Linked DNA regions of Homo sapiens: all the other regions are linked to region 1. A link is a contact called in ENCODE Hi-C or POLR2A ChIA-PET data. All regions are on one chromosome and are shown on one strand. Each heading gives the region's core, a stretch centred on a gene start or an enhancer-like site at or near the end of the contact. The rest is flanking DNA. Distances are from core to core; before and after follow the strand shown.

What was found. A loop is a pair of places that touch in the nucleus more often than their neighbours do. ChIA-PET counts read pairs that join two places held with the same protein, here RNA polymerase II (POLR2A). Pooled maps may share reads with other maps.
Region 2: a loop to region 1 is called in a map of Calu3, with 2.5 times the contacts of the local background. The contact joins two enhancer-like sites. A Hi-C loop is called at or near these places in 6 of 168 maps with a recorded cell type or tissue (Caco-2, Calu3, PC-3 and 2 more), 3 of 37 single-sample maps with no recorded cell type and 3 of 50 pooled maps. POLR2A ChIA-PET finds 5 or more read pairs at or near these places in 2 of 52 experiments (PC-3 and activated CD8-positive, alpha-beta memory T cell).
Region 3: a loop to region 1 is called in a map of endothelial cell of umbilical vein, with 8 times the contacts of the local background. The contact joins two enhancer-like sites. A Hi-C loop is called at or near these places in 3 of 168 maps with a recorded cell type or tissue (Calu3, PC-3 and endothelial cell of umbilical vein) and 3 of 50 pooled maps. POLR2A ChIA-PET finds 5 or more read pairs at or near these places in 3 of 52 experiments (MCF 10A, PC-9 and endothelial cell of umbilical vein).

What each region holds. Positions count from the first base shown.
Region 1 is chr5:127,958,164-127,960,890 of GRCh38, reverse strand. The region is part of intron 2 of SLC12A2-DT (SLC12A2 divergent transcript); the gene reads left to right. Among named protein-coding and RNA genes, the nearest start is that of SLC12A2-DT, 120 kb to the left of the region's middle. Within about 2 kb of position 1,355, at least 12 of the 41 ENCODE cell types and tissues checked have a DNase peak (open chromatin) inside an H3K27ac peak, as active enhancers do; they include PC-3, PC-9 and endothelial cell of umbilical vein, where a contact is called at or near this core.
Region 2 is chr5:127,891,669-127,894,404 of GRCh38, reverse strand. The region is part of intron 6 of CCDC192 (coiled-coil domain containing 192); the gene reads right to left. Among named protein-coding and RNA genes, the nearest start is that of CCDC192, 190 kb to the right of the region's middle. Within about 2 kb of position 1,469, at least 4 of the 41 ENCODE cell types and tissues checked have a DNase peak (open chromatin) inside an H3K27ac peak, as active enhancers do; they include PC-3 and endothelial cell of umbilical vein, where a contact is called at or near this core.
Region 3 is chr5:128,037,371-128,040,077 of GRCh38, reverse strand. All of the region lies in intron 2 of SLC12A2-DT (SLC12A2 divergent transcript), which reads left to right. Among named protein-coding and RNA genes, the nearest start is that of SLC12A2-DT, 44 kb to the left of the region's middle. Within about 2 kb of position 1,282, at least 4 of the 41 ENCODE cell types and tissues checked have a DNase peak (open chromatin) inside an H3K27ac peak, as active enhancers do; they include PC-3, PC-9 and endothelial cell of umbilical vein, where a contact is called at or near this core.

The sequences.
Region 1 (2,727 bases), core at 106-2,605:
GTAATTCTCTCAATCTCTCTCTCTTTCTATATATATATATATATGTGTGTGTGTGTATATGTGTGTGTGTGTGTGTGTGTGTGTGTGTGTTGTGGGCATCACAGGAAGATAAAAAATGAGTCGATATCAACTGTTGAAGTCAGTGAATCCCTAATTTCAGCAGCTGCAGCAGGAAATAGGAAATCTTATAAAGGGAGGGTCAAGGAACAGGCATCAATTCTTTGTTAGTTGCGTGGCAATGCTTTGTCTTTTTCAGTTTAGTGGAAATGGCCTCTGGCTCCAAGGGAAAATCCAGAAAGGAAGACCAGATAATACTGTGTTTGGCATGGTCCTAAGCCAGAAACCAAGGCTTAAAGGACTCTCCTCAATGTTACACAGCTAGGAAGTGGTGCAATCAGAAATTGAACATGGGTGCACCACTGCCAGCTGAAATAGCAGGAAATGAAAGAGTAAGCAACATGATGGATGTAAAGGGTGCTTCCTGGAGAGCAGCTCATATGGTGCAAAGTTTCTTCTACAATGAAAGCAAACTCCAACAGGTGGCATTCCATGTAGCTTTCATGATTCCACCTACCTGAACTAGATCCCTGTAAGTTTATTAAGGGGATTGTAGCTAGACTTATAAAATTAAATCAGTTACCCAGAAGTAGAACAGCCATTTGAAGAGAAGGAGAGCTTGAGAGACAGATGGAATGATGAATGTGTCTCTGAGTCTGGTTAGTTTGAAATGTCTGCTAAAACTGATGAGAAAATGCTAAGAGGCTTAAACTTTGGAGTTTTGTAAAGACAGGTTTCTCTGGAAAGTAAATAATAAAGACATAATTCTTTCAGTGAAAGAAACAGAGCCTAATTTAACGGGAGATTGGGTACCTTGTTCTGCAAGGAACCAGAGATTGAAGGCTGCCACTGGGCATTCTATGAATTCCCATGGAGTGGGGGTACTCACTGGCATTGAGCCCATGAGTGGCCCACCTGTTTGCACACCACATAGGAAGGATCCACATGGATAGCTTAAGTTCCCCAAAACCATTTGTTTTATCTAAAAGAAACACAGTCATCCCAGAGGCTTATGGATGTGCAGTTTAGTCTCACTTTTAAAGGATTTTTATGTATCCTTGTGTCTTTAAAGGCAAAACTAGCAAGTGCTTTTTACATCTGTCCAAGCTAATCTTTCCCTGCTTTAAGCAGGCAGACAGGAAATGCAGTTTGCCTCTATTACCTAACATGCACGAGGTATATAATACAGAGAAATAAGAAAAAAAAAAAGTGAGAGCATAAGGTAAACGGATTGGATGAGATCAAAAAAGGAAAATAGGAGCCTGGTGAGCAATCCTTGGCAGGGTGCCCAGAGCAGCTTCAGGAGAGGGACAGAGCCCAGCAAGAGCATTTCCTGCTTTGGGTTAAAAAAATAAATTCAACTATCCTCTATGAGGTGGTCTATTTATCCTGTGCAGCATTAGGTCATTAATTTGAAAATTACAGGTAGTAATAAAAGCAGCAGTTATTTTTTTAACACCTAGATGAATGGGCCTCTCCCTGCTTCACCCACTGCACACCTGGGTTATATTAATATTATCTGGTGTGTGGGTAGTTTCCCAGAAAATTTCAGCTTGCGTGAAAGCTTGAACAGCCTTGTTGCTTCTCTAAAACTTCTTATGTTTTCTATATCCTACTATTTCCCTCAGACCATAATCTTCAACAGAAACTAAAGGATAATCACCATATAGGCTAAGAAGAAGCATTTTTTTCATAATCATAATAATTGCTGGAATTAACAAAATCCTAAATTGTCTTCTGTCATTGCATACCCGAGTGGCTTCATGTTTTGCCTGCCTTTCAGTAGTCATCAGTTTCCCTCATCCACAGGACTTTGGAAGCTTCCTAAGTACGGCTTGCTATCATTCCACCTGGCCTTTCTTCAGGAAGTGGATGAGTCTGGCTTTCTCTTTTCACATTGCCTTGGACTTAGGGGAATTTGCCTTAGATGTCTAGCTATGTGACTATAAACTGTTTCCCATGTCAGAGCTTCCTGATGCTTATACAACATATCAGACCACAGTCTTTGAACTCTGGGCAGGTGTATGGTTTTACAGTGCAATATTTTAAGAGAATTTGTTTTAATCTTCTAGCTAAGCCTCTTTATACAAACAGGGCTGCCAAGAGCACAAATGCAATTCACTTACAAGTTGTTTGTCTAGTTAACAGTAAGTACGCAAATCAGTTTCCTGTTCACACAAAGGATTTTCTTGTGTTTGAAATCTTTGACCAACAGTACGTTGGCTTGGATTTTTACGGAGAATTCACAATGTTAATTATCTATAGTGCTCTGTGCACCAGGATGTGAGGTGACTTAGTAAGCCGCTGGTTAGTACCAAACAAGTATATTGCCTGAGTTTTTGAAAAGGACCTTTGTGTGCATAGTGGGGAGGCACCACAAAGGGCCCACATGGAAACAGAGGTTCAGCATGCAGTGAAAGGTATCAGGAAGTTGGAAGACAGCACAGAGGAAGGGAAAAGGAAAGCTTTATTGTAAGGATAAAACTAAGACAAGAGATTACAAATCATTAATTTTTTCTCAGGGTTTTTGTTCAAGGTTTTCCTCTTATGCTTCTTTTCTTGCATGTGTTTCTTCAAGAAAAATGAAGGCATTCGCATCAATAAGCATTTTCAAAGAGACTCTTGACTTTCAAAGAGAGTCTTGAGTCTTAATGCAATAGGACTGCATTA
Region 2 (2,736 bases), core at 220-2,719, 67 kb after region 1:
CCTGGCCAACATGGTGAAACCTGTCTCTATTAAAAATACAAAAAATTAGCCAGGCGTGGTGGCAGGCGCCTGTAGTCTCAGCTACTCGGGAGGCTGAGGCAGAAGAATGGCATGAACCCGGGAGGCAGAGCTTGCAGTGAGCCAAGATCACACCACTGCACTCCAGCCTGGGTGACAGAGCAAGACTCCGTCTCAAAAAAAAAAAAAAAAAAAAAAATTAGATAGGACTAAAGTATCCGAGCAATCAGAATGCCCACGAGTCATTAAGTCTATCCTTTAAGTAGTAGGGCCTGTATTTCCATGTCATATACACCTGCAATGGAGATAGGTAATTAGAACAAATAAACATTTCAGCTTTGTCTCAACTCTTTTACAAACCGCAAAGGCTTAAGCAATTTTCCTTTATCTTTTTGCTATAATTCATTCCATCTTTAAAGGTTTGGATTTTTTTTCCCAAAGTTTAGTTTTAATTTGGAATGAAATTTTTTTTTCTTTAATTTCAACTTTTATTTTAGATACAGGAGGTCTGTCTTAAATGTTAGAAAAATTAATGCATTATTGCTGAATTTTTAAAAATAGGCCATTGTGTAACTTACAAAGCCTGGTTTGGTATATATATATGCAACATTGACACCCCGTCCCCACACATACTTAAGTGTGAAAGATTCAATTCAGAAAGGTTTTGTTGGGCTGTATTTATAAATGTTTATCAGATTTCTGTCCCTTATGTTAAACTATCCTTTGTCATGTTGATGTTCTGGACAAGTTAGTAAGTTCCAGTTGGCATTTTATATGATACTGGCTCATTTGATATTTCCAGATTATCAAAAGCCTACGTGTTTATAGAAGAGTGTAATAACTCCTCCCCTTCCCCTCTTTTTGGAAGAGGTCTACGGACTGGAGATCTCTAAAGGTATAGTGAGAACACACTTGGACTGCAGTGGGTGTCCTTGTTCTGTTTTACTAATCCCAGGACTATGGGCAATAAGACCTAGCATTTGTTGATTCTCTGTGTGTCAGATGCTTTATATGTGCATTGCTCCCAATCTTACAACCACCTTGCAAAGTAGCTATTTTGATTCTCATATTAAAGTTGAGGAAATTGAGGCTCAGAGATAGTAAGGGACTTGTCTGAGTGACTGAGCTGGGATCTGGTCCTAATTCTGTGTAGTTCCAAATCCATATTCTGTTCATTACTTCCTGGTGCCTGCCAGTGTAGCTGGGTGGAGAGAGGGTTGTCTGGACCCCAGTTTTCTCATCTGTAAAACATGGGAGTGGACAAGATTATCGCTAAGGTCTGCTTGACTTCTAACACCCGATACTGATATTTTAGGGCTTTCTGCTATGGAGACTATGACTCATTCTTAGGCGAAACCCCCTTTGGATGTTTTCAGATATCTCCGATCCTGGCTGAGATTTTCAAACAGGATGTTGACAGATATACTTAATATTAATCTTGTCTCTTGCGGTATTTGGATTACTGCCAATTCTGTGTCACTCGAGACAATGGAGAGCATTATTTTCTCTGTTCTTTTATTTTCATACAAACCTACTCTACACTGTTTCTCTTCCTAACCCTGAGCTATGTGTTTCTATTTAACCAGCTCTTGCATTTAAAAATAAAATAAAATCTTTATTTGCACATTTGGCCAACTATAACACAGATTTCTGAGTACTTTATTTAAATTCATAATTATTCAATTTCTCTCTAGAACAATGCCACATCTTCATAAAACTAGTCAACAATGAGAAAATGATGTCAGAGGACTGCACTGCCAGTTGCCAAGTGAACTACTAGAGCTCACAAAGATAAAATTTAAAATTTCTTCCACATCACCTACATACCTGAAATGTACATATGCACTTCTGATTATAATGGAAACATATTTTGAGTTCATTTTAGATTTTTTAAAGGCATTTTGAATCCACACTACAGCTCAACTAATGTCAGCATCTTAGATACTAAACCAATTTCTCTATAAATTTAGAAATAACTACATCTGTATTTTTCTGTTCTGCTAGTTCCATCCAGGAGTTAATCTTTGTCATGTAATCAGAATTACATGGTAACAAAACAACAAACAACAGCACCTTAATTATCTCAGGATTGTCTACCTTTTCTTTTGAAATCATGTGTTTCTATGATGTTTAGTCTCTAATTTTAGGGCTTTCTCCACTGCTCCAAGTATATGATAGCATCAGATAATTTACAATTTGATTATGACATAAGCACATAACAATCTTCAAATGATAATTATTGTAACCAACATTCTTTATAGCTTCTTGGCTTTTTTTAGACTTAGTAATTTGCGCAACATCTTTCATTTCCATTCCTGTTAATAGTACTCTGATAAAAACCCAATAGTACTCTGATAAAAAAAAGACAGTACTTCTGCCTGTCTTTATGCAAGGCAGCAGTACTGGGTAATGTGGGAGGATACAAATATGCTGAAGATGTAATATATACCCTCGAAGAGCTTGTGGTCCAATGGGAAGAAATGGACAAAAATTGTTAGGTAACCTAAAAGATAGTAAATGCCATACATAAAAGCACTATCAGTTGAATACCATCATCTAGATGGAGTAGAAAGAACCAGAATGTGGTGGATTAAACAGCAAATGAGAGGGAGGTGAAGAAGTGAAGATAGTGTGTGGAGATAATCTTTTCAATATGTTGACCTTATTCCAAGGTGAGAGTGGGACAAAGAGACTGAGAAATGAGGCATCAAAGGAAGT
Region 3 (2,707 bases), core at 33-2,532, 79 kb before region 1:
TGTTAGCTATTGATATTGTTATTACCATTAAAGAAAAAGTGGTGAACACTGAGCATAAAATTCAGCAGTATAGCACTTGTCATTCCTGTCTATTAACCCTCATTGTCCAATGTATTTGCTAGGTGCTGGTAGAGATTCCTAGTTTGAACTTAAATTAAATTTGTCACAGGATATCCTTATTGGAAATCCCAGATATGTGTTTACCATTCTGACTATTAGTCTTCTTTTTTTATTTTTTTATTTTTTTGGGTGGTGGGGACAGAGTCTCACTCTGTCGCCCAGGCTGGAGTGCAGTGGTGTGATCTCGGCTCACTGCAAGCTCCGCCTCCCGGGTTCACGCCATCCTCCTGCCTCAGCCTCCCAAGTAGCTGGGACTACAGGTGCCCGCCACCACGCCCAGTTAATTTTTTGTATTTTTAGTAGAGATGGGGTTTCGCTGTGTTAGCCAGGATGGTCTTGATCTCCTGACCTTGTGATCCACCCATCTCAGCCTCCCAAAGTGCTGGGATTACAGGCATGAGCCACCGCGCCCAGCTATTAGTCATCTTTTTAAAACATTCCTCCAGGTTTATGTGTGTATGCTCACAAAAGACACAAAGAGTTAAGTCAAAATGTACGGAGACCAGGAAGGCGAGTCTATCAGTAGCAGCAAAATGAAGATGTGAACAATCAGAAGTTTGAGGATCAGACAGTGACCTTCTGCTCCAGGCTACAGTAAATCAGAAAGGCACAAAATTTTGAAGGAAGAAAAAAGATTCATCTTTATATATATTTTTTCCCTAACTGCTATACAAAGCCCCAAAGCCTGGAAGTGTTAATTATTATATGATCAATAGTCCTAGCCAAAAAGAAAAAGAAAATATTTAAATATTGAAAGATTAATTATAGATAATTTAAGTCATATGACATAGAATGCAAATAGGAGTTTGGCGGCCACCAAATCAAGAACTTATTTTAGCAAAAATAAGAACTGTCTGTTTAAAATTTTAAAAATTTACTATGTAATTATTTTGAAGGTCAGATTTTATCAAATGAACCCAGTCTAAAACTACATGCAAAATATTATGAAAATGTATTAAAATAGCTTCTTCTGTTTTATTTACCACACCTACATTCTTTGTGCATATTCACATAGGAAGCAGCTAGAACTCAAGCAGGCAATTCCTTTATCTCATCAAAAATAGAAGCCAATAGTTGTAATGACTCACTTGTTTCCTTCTGCTTTCAATCCTTATCTTGGGACCACAGATTGCATTAGTTTTTTAAGTAATTGTACATCTTTTGTGAAGCACTTTGAAGTGGTCTGGCCATGTTTAGAATTCCTAAACAAAGCTAAGTTTGTGACTGAGCCCTATCTCTTTAATGCCACACTTAATATGATTTTGAGATCCTGCACAAGTCACTGACAAAAGGATCAGAGCCAAGCTCTTAGTTAAATTAAGAGATTTTCCTATAGTTCAATTTGTCATACTTTTCTTCACTTCTAAAATATACTATGAGCATGTCTAATTATAAATTCTTGGTAACTTGATGCTTAGAATTTTTTTCTTCTGTATTGTCCTTGACACCAATTTCTTTTTTCTCTGCATGAAATATAATTCAGAAGTTTGAAAACAATGAAGGTCCATATGAGATTAACCCAGGCACAATGGATTTGACTATTAATACAATGTTAAAATGTGTGGAGTGGAGTGTAATGGAAACTGCTAGTAGCTCCCCCAAATCCATTTTCCGCTTAGTCTGTATTAACAAAGTCCCGGTGTCCATCTGGGTACATGGCTGCCCCATATCAAAGCTATGTTTCTTAGCCTTCTTTGCAGCTGGGTATGGCCAAGTAATTCCCTTCTGGACAATGGGATTTAAGTGGCAGTCATGTTTGACTACCTTTGGACTTTCATGTGAGAGTGTTAATTACCTCCACACCTCACCACCCATCTGCATTTCATTCAATAAAGGAATAGTGGGAAATGATAATAAAGTAGTTATTATTAGTAATTAGTGATTATCATTGGGTACTATAAAGAAGCATGAGAGAGAGCTAACCATACCTCAGTCTGTAAACAGAGTGACAGTCCTGAGCCTTCACCTGCATTCTTAATTTTAATAGAAGCAGATCCATCCTTAAAAATACAAAATATTTGTAAACTGATGGTTACTTTTCAATTGAAGGTTATCACGTATTTTAGACACTACCCACTGATTTGCCTCTGTTAAAGGTGAAAAATGGGAATTGGATCCAAATCATGGCAAGAGAGATTTGGGCTATAAAGATAAATTTAAGGAAGAATTTAAAATACTAAAAATGATTAAAATCTACATAAAAGACCTCAATTTTGACTATATTTGAAAACAGGATAAACAGATGCATTTTGTATTCCAGTTTCTTCAGTCTCCTTTCTGATACAGAGTTGGATGAGTCCCCTACATATTGCATTTATTTAAAATTATAGAAGCACTTTTCTGTGAAAATAAAATACAGTATCTTTTCTTATTTTTATGTTTCTAACGAGCATTACTTTAAAAATTGTATTCACATTCAGACATAAGTGATTCTTAGGGAAGATCAAAAAAAAAACACAGGCTTACATTTTCATTTTTGTTGTGCAATTCTTAGGTAGTCAACTAAGTATATATTTAATCATATCAACGCATCCAGTTAAGCTATAATTTCTAAGCCATCTTACAGGTCATATAAAGGACAAAGATA